Regions from separate parts of the Mus musculus genome. Here region 2 is linked to region 1. A link is a loop called in an ENCODE intact Hi-C map of the cell type or tissue named here. Cell type or tissue: gastrocnemius. All regions are shown on one strand. Links, peaks and the distances in the headings refer to the core of each region. The heading gives the core; the rest is flanking DNA.

Region 1 (2,912 bases), core at 123-2,622:
GAGGCCATGTGGCGGTCAAAGACGTGCACACAGCCCCGCTGGAGCTGGTGCCTCACCCAGTCCCTGTCCGACGGCTGCAGCTGAAGCAGCTGCCGGTGCTTCAGGAGCAGCGTCTTCCTGTCCAGGCTCCGGGTGCACAGCGACGCCGAGGCCGAGCAGGACGCCGGGAGGCCGCCAGCGGCCGAAGACGCCGAGGACGGCGACGAGGACGACGAGGCGGCGGCGGCGGCCGACAGATTCCTCTTCAGCCGCCCTCTCTTCAGCAGCAGCGAGTTGGCGCCGCCGCCGGCCGCGGGCACCGGAGCGGCCCCACCGGCCGCGGGCTGGGGAGCTCCCCGCCGCCGCCTGCGCCCGGTGCCTCCGGCGCGGCCGGGCAGCGGCCCCGGCGGCGCCTCGCAGGGGGCCTCCTCTCGCGCCGCGCCGCCGTTCCCGCCGCTCGGGGCCGCCGCGCTCAGCGCGGGATCCGGACACCGGCCGCCCTCGGCCGCCGCCGCCGCCAGGGCTTGGTCCTCACCCGTGGGGTCCGCGAGTCGCTGTGCCGGGGCTGCAGCGGCGGGCTCCATCGTAGCGGGGCTTCACGTCGCTCCCCCAGCTCCGGAGGCAGCGGAGGAGGAGGAGGTGAGGCGAAGGTGGGAGACGGCGGCGGCGGCGGCGCGAAGAGAACGGAGACGCCGATGGCGTTCGGCGCGGCCGCTCCAGAGGATTATGTGGCGATCCGGAGCATTCCGTCGGTGTCTCGGTGTTCCATCCCGCGCGCCGCCCGCCCGTTTCGCCGCCACCGCCCCCCCACACACACCCTCCCCGCGGGTCGCGGGCTCCCCAGCGCCAGGCCCCGCCCGCTGCTGGACAGCCTCAGCTCCCGGGAGCTGCGGCCCGAGCTCGCCTCATGAATATTAATGAAGCGCGGGAAGGCGGGCGGTGGCGGGGCGGAGTTGATCATGAATATGCATCGTTAGCATGACGACATTTCTGCGGAGAGCGGGAGGCTGGGGGCGGGGCCTCAGGGTAAACAAACGTGACGCGTGCGTACGGGGGTGGGGCGGAGCTGTTTCCCAGGAGGTTTGTCCTCGCCATAGAGGAGAGGTGGCGAGAGGGGCTCGCGTTGCACAGTGGGGGTTGTAGTTCATCTTCGTGTCGAGGATACCCAGAAGAGACCAACAGCGAACTACAAGGCCCAGATATCATCAAATTCTGCCCACCCTCTCCTCCAGCTTCTGGCCCTTGTTGGTGGGTATTGTGCCCTCTGCCGTTGAACTCTGTGTCCTGTGAACGTTTTTCATTAACTTGATCCTCTCCTGCTTGCCAGATGAGTTTTATTTTCCTGGCTAATTGAAATTGAGAGTTTTTAGGAACTCTAAACTCTAGGTAAGGCCTTTGTATGAGACAAAAATACATACACAGTTCACAGGATCGCTGGCCCCGTCTTCCTGACTTTTTCCGCACTTTTTTCAAGGCCCATGAAAGCTAGCAGTGTTTGCACTCAAATTAAACCCATTTACTCCCTCCCCTATTAGGACAGAAATAGCTAAGGACCTGCTTGGAGCCTTGTATCCCGTTGGTTTTAAGCTTAAAAGAAGCTTAACGACACAAAGCAGTGGACGAAGGAAGAAATATTAAAATGGAGTCATAGTGGGATAGGAGATAGACTTGCTTTCTCTTGGTTCTTTCTGGATTTTTCTTTCCGCACTCGGGGCCGGGTAGAAAGGGTGAATGAGACAAGGTTTCCCAGTCTAGTCTGTTCTCCATACTTCCGTCCACAAACTGCTCACCACCTACGCTCTACCTATGTTGTATGGGTGTTTACTGTTACATTGTATGATCTATAAACATTTTTTTATTGGTTGAACCAAGCTGGTTTAGGGCAATTAACTATTTGAAATAATTTGATAAACGTTGGTCATTGAGTTGCCACTCTCATGATGGCATTGCAGATGTAGACACTAATTAAAAGTCTTTTTCCGGAGTTAGAGGGCTCAGCAGCTAAGAGCGTGGGCTGCTCTTCAAGAAGACCCATATAATAGCTCACCCTGAAGACAGTGCTCCAATGTAATGCATAGACATATTCCAGGCAAATCATTCCTATACATAATGATAATAATTTTTTTAAATTAAGTTCTTCCTGACACTCGATAGACTAAAACAGGAAGAACTTTATGAGCTCAAAACTAGCCTCTTTTACAGAGCAAGCTCCAGGCCAGCCAAAGTTACATAGTAACTCAAAGAATAATAGTAATAATAATAATGAAGATATCCTGTACCTTACCTTTGGGTTCCAGAAGACTAATATTTATTATGGGAATATTATACACACATGCATATACATTTATTTATAGTTATAAGTCTCAGTGGTGATGCCTTTATCCTGCCATTCAGAAGGCAGAGAACAGCAGATCTCTGAATTTGATGCCAGCCTGGTCTACATGATGACATCCTGTCTCAAAACAAAAGAAGTTATGATAATAGTTGTCAAACACTGTTAGGGCGGTGGACAGACACTTGATTAGATCCAATTGGACTGAATTTAGAATCACCATGGAAACACGGGGTATGTGTGTGAGGGTGAGGTGCCCTGAGCACTGACAAAGTGTGCCCAGCTGTCTGGAACTCCTGCCACGCTGCCCTCCCTGCCCTGACGTTCTCTGCCCTCAAACTGTGAGCCAAATACGTCTTTCTTTATTTGGGTATTTAGTAACCTTTTGTTAGGTGTTTGTTACAGCAATGGGAAAAGTAACTATCTCCAAATAAAGAAAAAAGTAGATCTTCTCCACACAGAAGAACAAGTGTTGGAGCTGGAGAAATGTCTCAGCAGCTAAGAGCAAGAGGACCCAGCTTCAAGTCCCTGCACCACATGGTATTTCACAACTGTCTAACTCCAGTTCCAGGGAATCCCATTCTTTAGCCTAGCTTCTGTG
Region 2 (2,912 bases), core at 237-2,736, 96 kb before region 1:
TTTATACAACTGAACAAAATATTTGTCTAGAGTTAACAGCAACATTATTTTAAGCTTCTCTTCTAGAAATATTAAAGATTTTATTGTTATACAAGTCATAAAATGCCATTAATCAACATGGCACTAAAACTGTGGGAAATACTTAGAGTACACACAGGAAAAGTAATTGTCACTTTAAAATGGCAAGCACTACACAATGCAAAATAGATCTATTTTTATATGAATGTACAAAAATTACAATGTGCTGTTTAGCTTGAGACTGGTGAGTTTTTAACAACTTGAATTTTAATTCCTGAATATACGTGATAGTTACATCTCTCCATCTCTCCTGGAATGCAACTGAAGTCGTATACTGGTCCTGACCAACAAACTGTGGGCTGGGACATACATGCCATTTCCAGAACTGCCTATGAAACAGCCCACGCTACACTGTGCTCTACATACTTTCCACCCACTGCCCAGACAGAAAGACTGGGGCCAGCAGATTCTGAGGGCTCTCAGGCATGGGTAAGCCACAAGACAGAAGTCTAAGTTCCTGTGTCAGCTGAAATGGAGCTCCCTGCCTGGACAGATTAGCCACAAACTCAATCAAGAGAACTTGAAAGAAAAAAATTCTATTACACTTTACCTGCTCTGTACAGTTGCTGCATTAACTAAGATTTCTTCATCAGTTACATTCAAACTAACTATACCCTCACTGGAGCAAGTTTCTAGATCTGGAAATGCTAAGAGTAGGGTACTAGGTTCCCGCTCTTCCAACATGCAACCAAAACTATGAAAACCTGTAAGCAAGCCTGTCCAAACACGCAGATTTCAACAGTGTGGCAAGCAGCCCATTGCCCAATACTGGAATGACTCTGAGCTGCTAGTAAAGGGCCCCTGAAGCAAGAAGGCAGCCAGCTTCTATTGAGAACGAGTCTTAGACCCAGAGGCAGCACAACTACCATGAACTGTATTGACCTAAGTAATTTATTTTCTCATAGCTCTAGAGTCTACAAGTCCAAAGTCAAGGTGTTGGTGGATTTGGTTCTGGGGGCTCTAAGAGAGAAACTACCTTATGCCCGGCTCTTGAATTCTGGTGGTACAATTCTTGGCACTCACTCTTCAGCTTGCAGTCTAACTCCGGTCTTACCCTCACTTCTTGTTGGACTCAGAGCCTAAGTTAATCAATAATGATCCCATCTTGACTAATTATAGCATGTTGAGGCTCCAGTGGGACAATACTTCTTGGAATAACCATTGACTGTACAACTGACCTCTAATCTAAATAAGTCTAATTTTCTTCATTTTTTAATTCAAAGATTAAGTATTTACTACCTATATCTAGTATTGCAATACTTTTCAGTTCAGTGTAGTTGAAAGTGTTTATAAAACCTAATATCATGTAATTAATACTATGCAATTCACTTAACAGAGCCCTAAATAGATGCAAGGCACAATATAGTGTTTTGACTTTGAAATCCTAAAAGTAAATGCTGCAGAAATGAAGGTATCATGCTGCTTGATAGCCTATCTAGAAATCCAAACTAATAACGGCACATGGCACATCTAGCCGGGGCTTTCTTTGGAGGAGTTGGGGTTGCAGGAGGATAGTAAGAGCGCAAGGTCCACTCAACCTACGAGCAGACTGCCAGTGTGAGCAGTTTACTTCACGGTAAGGTAAACTTTATTGCACTATTTGAAGAGGAGCTCTTAGTAATAGAAAAGAACTTCAAAACCACAATAATCCTGGAAACTATCATGATCTTACAAATTCAACATATTTCCCACCTACTCACAGCATCCAACAGAACTAGCATTCACTAATTAAATCTAAACTAGATGGTAAGATACAAACATGGTCCACAAAAAATACACCATGAAATCCTTCTTCAGTTTCCATTATCCTTGGGAGTACCACCTATCTTTAAGAATAAAATGTTTTCCAAAACCTTAAGATCAATAAAAATTTTTAAGAATGAAATTACTTAGAAAAATAACAAGCTACCTTGGAAATATAACACTTAATTATCAACTCCATTACTGCAGTCATATGCTTTAATGAAAAATAGGAAATACAGCAAATCTACATATCATAAAATACTAACCAATGTTTTAAATGAATGGCGAATATGTAAAGTGAAATGCAATTTAAAAATAAAAATGACTGCCACAACATGTGAGTAGTTGTGAGATGCTGAGAAATGCCAATGAGCTTCTAAAATTACTTCCATGTACTGAGGGTGAACCCTGAGGGATTATCAGATCTACATACACTGAAGCATAAATGTCAACCGCACATCTTAGACTCAAGTCGATAACAAATACCTCACCTGCTGTGCCTCCATCTACATCTAAGTAATTATGCTGTCCTACAGGACAAGGCCCTCTTACTTATGCTCTCTTGTTTCTACTCTTCAAATCACAGTGGCAGCTATACACCCCCATTTGCACCTCAAAGTAATGTTTGGGCCCTAACATACAGAATATTAATTCATATGTACCAGAGTCTCGGCATATATAACTAAATTAAGATAAAGATTTATTAGATTAAAATAGGTCTTAATCTAATGACTATAGTCTTTATAAAAAGGGAAACTTGGAACACACACAGAAGGAATCGCCCAAGTGAGAAATGGAGGCAGAGGCTGGAATCGTAGTTTAGTAATAAGAGTACTTATTACCCATGTGCAAGGCCCTAGATTCCACCTCCAGCATGGGGGGGGAGGAGACACAAACAAGGATAAGGTGGCTGGGGAGCAGGAACAGAAGAGAGACACATAAAGACAGAGAGCAAACATGGAGATGGATACCCAAGGACAGCAGGGCCCTAGGAAGACAGGGTATGAACTCCTAGGGAAGGACCAGCATCTAGAGCAGCAAGACAAGGGAGGACACCCACCTAGTCAGAGTGGGAGCCAGGGCTTGCCAGG

Evidence for each region. A loop is a pair of places that touch in the nucleus more often than their neighbours do. Peaks named below come from ENCODE experiments on the same cell type or tissue, not always from the same donor. Only the 100,000 strongest peaks of a DNase experiment are listed, where the experiment ranks them.
Region 2: it touches region 1 in a loop (2.2-fold over the local background); 5 of 42 quality-filtered maps call a loop at or near these places.

The regions. Positions count from the first base shown.
Region 1 is chr1:106,169,655-106,172,566 of GRCm38, reverse strand. It overlaps Phlpp1 (PH domain and leucine rich repeat protein phosphatase 1), which reads right to left and starts at 698. Exons shown (of 17, transcript NM_133821.3): 1 at 1-698. The coding sequence starts at 563. It overlaps Gm20753 (predicted gene, 20753), which reads left to right and starts at 1,043. Exons shown (of 3, transcript NR_040630.1): 1 at 1,043-1,227. In gastrocnemius, for the core only: a CTCF peak has its summit at 1,243 (motif pointing left); DNase peaks (open chromatin) are centred at 212 and 1,000; H3K4me3 peaks cover 1,414 bases; H3K27ac peaks cover 1,670 bases.
Region 2 is chr1:106,266,155-106,269,066 of GRCm38, reverse strand. The region is part of intron 1 of Phlpp1 (PH domain and leucine rich repeat protein phosphatase 1); the gene reads right to left. Among named protein-coding and RNA genes, the nearest start is that of Phlpp1, 96 kb to the right of the region's middle. In gastrocnemius, for the core only: no CTCF peak of the experiment used is centred there; no DNase peak of the experiment used is centred there.